Linked DNA regions of Homo sapiens: region 1 is linked to region 2. The links are chromatin contacts, found by Hi-C in ENCODE. All regions are on one chromosome and are shown on one strand. The core of a region is the stretch at or near the end of the contact, and the rest is flanking DNA. Distances in the headings are between cores, read along the strand shown. Region 1 holds the start of PLD4 (phospholipase D family member 4). Region 2 holds the start of NUDT14 (nudix hydrolase 14).

What was found. A loop is a pair of places that touch in the nucleus more often than their neighbours do. Pooled maps may share reads with other maps.
Region 1: a pooled map shows a loop between it and region 2 (4-fold over the local background). The contact joins the promoter of PLD4 here to the promoter of NUDT14 in region 2. A Hi-C loop is called at or near these places in 4 of 50 pooled maps.

What each region holds. Positions count from the first base shown.
Region 1 is chr14:104,922,716-104,926,250 of GRCh38, forward strand. PLD4 (phospholipase D family member 4) reads left to right here and starts at 2,164. Exons shown (of 11, transcript NM_138790.5): 1 at 2,164-2,275. RefSeq lists enhancers at 2,337-2,506, 2,489-2,998.
Region 2 is chr14:105,179,440-105,183,026 of GRCh38, forward strand. NUDT14 (nudix hydrolase 14) reads right to left here and starts at 1,873. Exons shown (of 5, transcript NM_177533.5): 1 at 1,690-1,873. The coding sequence starts at 1,770. RefSeq lists a silencer at 1,573-2,042.

The DNA.
Region 1 (3,535 bases), core at 914-3,413, 260 kb before region 2:
TGCTTCATGGGAAATCCCCAAAGTCCCTCCCCACACCCCATGGGACCAAAGGGCCCTAGACCTCAGGGTGGGGCCTGCAGCGCAGGGAGCAGAGCCGGCAAGGAGCTGCCCTCAGGTCGTTCCTGGCCACACAGCCAGCCTCGGAGCCACTGAGAGGCCTGCCCTGGGTCCCGAATCTAGACGCCCCTTCCAGCCTCAATCTTTCTTCCAGGGTAAGCAGCCTGAGAGGCCAAGAGGACAGTCCACCGAACCCTGAGCCCAAGGCCCAGGATTCCTTGCTTAAACATCCCCAAGCCTGGATCCATCCTCCCGAGGTAGAGCTGCCTGAGCTGTACCCAGTCCTGCTGGCCTGAGGGGCAGCCAGGGGAGGTGACGTGGTGCTTTTCTGGGGCTGCAATGAGCTCAGACCCACGGGCTGGGTGTAGCATGTGGGCTCATTGAGGCCCCTCACAATGTGGGGAAATCGGAGAGGGGACTGGCTGGGGCTGGCCCTCCTGCAAGGACTTCTGAGAGTGCTCCAAGGAGCCCTGGGGTCCTCCACTTGCCCCTGGCCTTCCAGGCCCTCACACACCATTGTTGTCCAGACAGAAGAGACTGGGCGCTGTGGTTCACGCCTGTAATCCCAGCACTTTGGGAGGCCGAGGCGGGTGGATCATCTGAGTTCAGGAGTTCGAGACCAGCCTGGCCAACATGGTGAAACCCCGTCTCTAATAAAAAATACAAAAATTAGCCGGGCGTGGTGGCACGTGCCTTAATCCCAGCTACTTGGGAGACAGAGGCAGGAGAATCGTATGAACTCGGGAGGCAGAAGTTGCAGTGAGCCGAGATAAAGCCGTTGCACTCAAACCTGGGGTACAAGAGCGAGACTTCTCTCAAAGGAAAAAGAAAAAAAAAAAGACAGAAGAGAACCTGTTCTGTCTAACTGCCTTTTGCTTGAGTGCAGGGAAGGCAGCCTCCCTTCATACTCATGCCCCAGCCCTGCAAATGTCACAGCAGGACCCACCTGGCTGCCCCTCCCCATACCCAGAGTAACCCTCACCCAGAGTCCCTGGAGGACCCAACCCTCGGGGGCATGCCTGGGGCCCAGCTGCATTCAGGCATCCAGCAACCCAGCCAGAGGGCTGGGGCTCCCCAACCATGGCCGGGAGGTAAGGGCTGAACCCAAGGCCAAATCAGAGCATCAGGAAGGTGAAGAGAGATCTGGGAGGGGCTAGGGAGAGGATGGATCTCTTCCCCATTCACTTCCTGGCCCACCCAGACTGGCCCCAGGGGTGCAGCTGACAGGCCCCACCCTTGGGAACTGCACCCTCCTGACTGGTGTCCTGCAGGCACCCTGAGGCCATCACCCTGGACCCCTGCCCTACATAGGCCTTACAAGGAGGAGCCAGGGTGGACACCCAGACCTCATTGAAAGTAGGAGTGTTCTCAAGGTCCCAGACCTTACTCAGGGACCCCAGTCGGGGGGTGGGGCAGTGGGAGGCAGAGCCCCTTGCTAGGAGCTTCTAGCCAGGCCCACCTTTTCAGATATGCCAGTGAGCAGCCCCAGCTTCGTTCTCCAAGATAAAGACCCTAGTTACCTCCATTGCTCAGCCTCCCTTGCAGCTAAGTGTAGCCATGTGACTAAGTTCTAGATCAAGTTCCAGATCACAGATAAGTGGAAGTGCCCTGTGGGACTTCCAGGAAGTCTCCTCTGGGATGTCCCTTATTCTCTGCTAAGAACACAGAGGCAATGGCTGAGTTCCAGCAGCCACTGTGAGGCCATGAAGGCAGGGATCCTAGGGACTGGGATCTGAGAGCCTGGCTCCCAATGGCAGTGGAGCAATGCCATCATCTCTAGCAAGGCCGTCTCTAGCCTGCCAGCCCCTGGACCTGCTTAGTGTTCGAGAGTAATGAACAACCTTGCTGAAGCCACTGTTCCTTAGGTGTCTGTGGCCTGCAGCTGAACTTGACTCCGATTCGTAGGCCCGCAACTGGAGGGCCTCTACCTCGAGGGAGTGGGGTGTAGATTTTTCCTGGAGGTGAAGGTTCTCAGCCCTACCCTCTAGCCCGCCCACCCAGCTCCAGCCGTCTGTTTCTGTCTCAGATGAGAGGGGGCCTCTCAGGACAAAGAGGAAGTAGCTGGAAGGGGAAGGAGCCAGCTGCAGAGAGGAGGAGGTGAGCTGCAGAGAAGAGGAGGTTGGTGTGGAGCACAGGCAGCACCGAGCCTGCCCCGTGAGCTGAGGGCCTGCAGTCTGCGGCTGGAATCAGGATAGACACCAAGGCAGGACCCCCAGAGGTATGTGCCAATGAGGCCAGGGCAGCTGAGAAAAGCCAGGCATGGGGAAAGGGCTGCTGTCTGCCTCCCTATGGCCTCAGCCTCCCAGCAACCCCAGGTCCAGAGAGTCACACAGCCTCCAGCTAGTCCTGTAGATGACTCGCTCCGTCCCCAGTCCGTGCAGCTGGGATAAGCTGGGCCCTGGCTCTCCAGCCAGGTGACAGCTGGGCCCTCTACCTCAGCCTGGGACTGGCAGCCATGCCTAATGCCCTGCAGGGCAGGAAATCTGGCACCTTCAGCCATGACCTCTGATGTCTGCAGGGTCTTACGCTATCTACCATGGGACCAGGGGGCTACAGCCCTACTCTGCAGGGGTCTCTCAGCTTGAGCCAACCTGGCTGGCGGTCCTCCCAGGTTCCATTGCAGGAGGAGGTGGTGAGGCGCTCTGGGGTCTGTAGTCCTGGGAGGGGACTTGGACAGGCTCCAAGTCTGAGATGGGGCCTGCAAGAGGCAGCGCCTCTGTGCTCTGAGCTGCCCGTCTGCCTGGAGCATTTAAGGGAGCAAAGGTCCTCTCTGGTGAGGGCAGGGAGTGTGGGGAGCAGCTGTCCAAGAACAGCCCTGGCACCTCGTTGCCCAGCCACAGCCCAGGATTCCATGTTTCCTCTCATTGACCAGCCACAGCCCAGGATTCCATGTTTCCTCTTCTGAGAGTTAGTGGGGGAGAGCAAAGGCCCGATGCTGGGCCCTGAATCCCTGGGGACAGTGGGGACACGGTGGGCACCCTGAGGTCTCCTCTGTGGGGTGGGGGGAGCATCCCCCAGAGTTCAGCTCTGGGGTGGGGGCGGCACCCACCCACCTCTGCAGGACCCCCCAGCGTGGGGGGAGTTGGGCCGCAGTGACTTGGCCTGAGTCCCCTGTCCCCACACTTGGTTTATGCTCCTACCCCCAATCCCCCATAACGCTTGGTCTCCAGGGCAGACTCAGTCCAGGCCCGACTCCTGTGGTGTTCCTGGCATTTCCGCCCCATGCTGAGGCAGGCCAGGTTCTCAAAGCCCTCAGCCCTGACCCGTGGGAGGACAGCCCAGACGAACCCCAGAGGCCTGGAGGCTGAGCTGGCTGCTCCTGGGTGGACAGCCGACCCACCGAGCCCTGGGTCCCAGCGCCCAGCCTGGCTGCAGACACTGGCACTCAGCACTGCCCAGGCCCAGGCCCCAAACCTCGGAGACATCCCCATCCCAGCCAGGGGCCAGCCAGCTCCTGCCCTGGTGGATGTCTCAGTCA
Region 2 (3,587 bases), core at 623-3,122:
AGCCACAGCCCGAACCAGCTCAGCTCTGGTCACCAGAACCCTTCAGCAGAGCTGTGCCGGCGGGCTGCCCGCTGAGGCTGCAAGGGCTGCCCTGAGGCTTCACGGGGAGTGAGGGAGAGAGTGCTGCCACCAGGGCCACAGAGGGCACCTGCCTGGGCCTGCACCTGCTGCCTGAGACCCAGCCCTGTGGGGACTGTGCAGCCACAAGCAGGCATCCCATATGGCCAACGTCAGGGAAAAGGGCAGTGACCCCATGTCTCCACCTGCTGTACCCCGACTGATCCCAGCTGCCCCCTGCCAGCACCACCAGCTTAGCTTCGCCTTGGGGAGAGGGATCCCCTGTCCTCCAGCGCCAACAGGACTCCCGCAACAGGGAAAGTGAGGGGCACAGGGCCTCTCTCAGGCTGGGGGCCAAGAGGGCTTCTCCAGGATGGCGAGGGGCAGAGTCCTGGATGTGATGGGGGGGACAGGATGCCCCCTGAGGGAGGGAGGCAGGCAGGCAGAGAGGCACTGCGACCTGGACCACCTGACCTGATAGGCTGGGGGGCTGGACTGACTGTGACCAGGAAGGTGGTCTTTGCCTTAATGGCATGAAGGAGCTCTGGCAGAGGGGAGATCTGCTGGGGGCAGGTGGGCATGCAAGCAAAAGGTGGGGCCCTAACTGGACAGGGCTGGGCTTGGAGGAAGACGGCCCGGGACTCAGTGATCCACTGGATGTGGGAAAAGGATGGCAGCAGCTCCTTCACCCAACACATATGCCTCATGCCTGTAATCCCCATGCTTTGGGAAGCCAAGGCAGGAGGATCGGTTGAGGCCAGAAGTTCAAGACCAGCCTGGGCAACAGTGAGACGTCGTCTCTACAAAAAAATTTAAACATTAGCCAGGTGTGGTGGTGTGCACCTGTGGTCCCAGCTACTGGGGCGGGGGCTGAGGCAGGAGGATCGCTTGAGCCCAGGAGGTTGAGGCTGCAGTGAGCTGTGACCATGCCACTGCACTCCAGCCTGGGCGACAGCAAGACCCTGTCTCAAAAACAAAACAAAACAAAATATTCCTTGTGAACCTACCATGTGCCTGGTGCTAAGTGAGGCAATACAGCCTCTTGTGCCGTGGCCTGGCATGGGAGAAGGTGACACCCTAGGAGGTGGGGAAGGCTGAGCTTAGGCAGATGGAGACTCCAAGGAGGTGCCCTCCCTGGAAAAAACCCCAAGGAGGAAGCCTGCTTTGAGAGGCTCTCTCAAGTTCTCACTCAGCTCCTTCTCCTACCTCCCTGCGCCCGGCCTCTGCGCTCCTTGCTCCCTCCTCCTCGGCCCAGCTATCTCCTCCTTCAAGTGGTAGCATGAAAGCCACCACTTCCAGGAAGCCTTCCCTGATCCCCAGGGCAACCAAGGAGTTCCACTGCCAAGAGGGTCGGATTGGGCGGGCGGGAAGGATGGGGCCCAGCAATGCTTCCTTGAAAGGATGAGTGGTGCCCCCTCAGATGTCCCTCCCGCGGCCCCTCCCCGGCCTGGGGGCTCACTGGGTCTGGGAACCCGCGATCCGGCGGGCGGACAAGCGGCCGCCCGGGAGATCGGCGGGAGGCGGGGGCGGGGCTCCGGGGCGGGGCCGGCAGCGCGGAAGATGGTGGGCGGGGCGCGGGTCGTGGGCCGGGCCGCCGGCGGGGGCGCGGGGGACGCGGGGGCGCGGGCTCACCTGGCGGTAATGCAGCGTGAGCGGCCGCAGGTAGGGTGAGGCGGCGCAGCGGCCCACGGACGCCCCCTCGATGCGCTCCATGGCGGCGCCCGGACAGGCGGGGGCCGCGAGCTCTGCGGGGGCCGACACGGGGCGGCGCCCTGTCCCGACAGGAGCCTTCGGGCGGGCGCGTGACCGCGGCTCTGAGCATGCTCCGTGGGCGCGCGGGGCGGGGCGGCCGAGGTGGGCGGGGCGGCCGAGGTGGGCGGGGCTCGCAGGTGCCACCTGTCGGGTGCCGCGCGCCTCGGGGCGCTGGTCGCCGCGGTGCCAGGGAAGCCGCGCAGGCACGTGGGCGTCGCCCGGGGGAAGGACTGGCCGGGTCGACCCCGGCCGCCGGGCGGGGCCAGCCGGGCCGGGGTACAGTGCTTGGGTGGGACTCGGGACCTCTTGGCTGGGGGAGGGAGGGCCTGGCGGTGGTTGGAGCTAAGGGCCTGCAGCTTTGGGGTGCGATGGGCCGAGCGGATGCCTCCCCACTCTGGGGATGGACCACAACCCCGAGATTAAGTTACTCCAGGGGTCCGCGGGCGGGGCCGGGGGCGGGGCAGCCCCCCAGGGAGGGAGGGACTGTGGGCCCAGGAAGAAAATCACAGGAGACCAAAGAGAGAGGGCCCTGGAAGGAAGCTAGGGGAGAGGAGAGTAGGGAGCTGGAGGGGCCAGAGCTTGGGCCGAGGGGGCCTCCCCTCGAGGTTCCTGGTGGCGAGGGTGGCTGGGAGCTGCCACGCTGTCTCTGGAGCTGTCCCTCCTCCACTCAAAAGCCAGCTGCCCTTCCCTCCCCCTGCAAGTCCTACCTTGATGACGGCCCTTCCTGGGTGTGGGAGGGTCCCAGGCAGCTTCAGTGCTTCCTTGGGCATGGATTCCAAGGACCCCCTCCAAATGCCACCACGGCCTCCACGGGGGCAGGAAACAATATTGAGGCCCACACTGGCCCTGAACCCTGACCTGCACCTGCTTTCTGAACTATGGCCCAGGGGACATGCTCAGGGTGGACTGGCCATGTGAGCTTGAAATCGACTCCCAGTTCCCTGTTAACTATTGCCGTGTAACAAAACACTCCTCCAAAGCTTAGTGCCTTAAAGCACCCCGTTATCGCCTGGCCTGTGGGTTGCCCAGCTCAGCCAGGCAGCCCTGTCTTGGGGTCTCTCTGCAGTTGTAATCAGGTGGCAGCTGGGGCTGGAGTCGTCTGAAGGCCAAACGGGGTGGACCGTCCAGGATGGCCTCTTCGCCCCCGCCCTCAGTTGGGTGGCTGGAACAGCTAGGGCCGGCTGGCCTCCCATGTGGCTGGCGTGGGCTTCCCTGCAGCATGGTGGTCTCGGGGTAGTTGGATTCTCCCGTGGCAGCTGGCTCCCTCCAGAGCACGTTCACCAGGCCAGGCCAAGCTGCCAGGCTTTGTGTGACCTGGCCTCAGATGTCATATGGTGTCATTCCTGGGGCATCCTGTGGGTCAGAAAGTCCTGGGCCTCCGGCAGATTCCAGGGGAGGGACATCACCAGGTGGGAACGCTGGGGAGCACGGTCATGAAGCCAGCATCCAAGTCCAGCTGTCACCGCCCCAGTAGCTCTACAGGGGCCTGTGTCTCCCTGCTTTAGCCATTCCGCCTGGTGTCCCGGAAGCCAGAGCGCCCAGCCCAGAAGCTGGCCCCACCCTACCCCACAGCCAGGCAGGCCTCTTCCTCCGGTGCACGAGGGGCCCAGGGTAAGCGCGCACCCTGGCATGTCGCGTGCAGGCTCCTTCCTGCCCGTGGTTGCATGGAAAATGAGGATGAGTCTCAGCTTCCAGCAGCAGCAGCCCCGGGACAGGCAGAGGCAACAGGAGCCCCATCAAGGAGCCCCTGGGAGAGCCAGCAGCTCCTCAAAGCACCG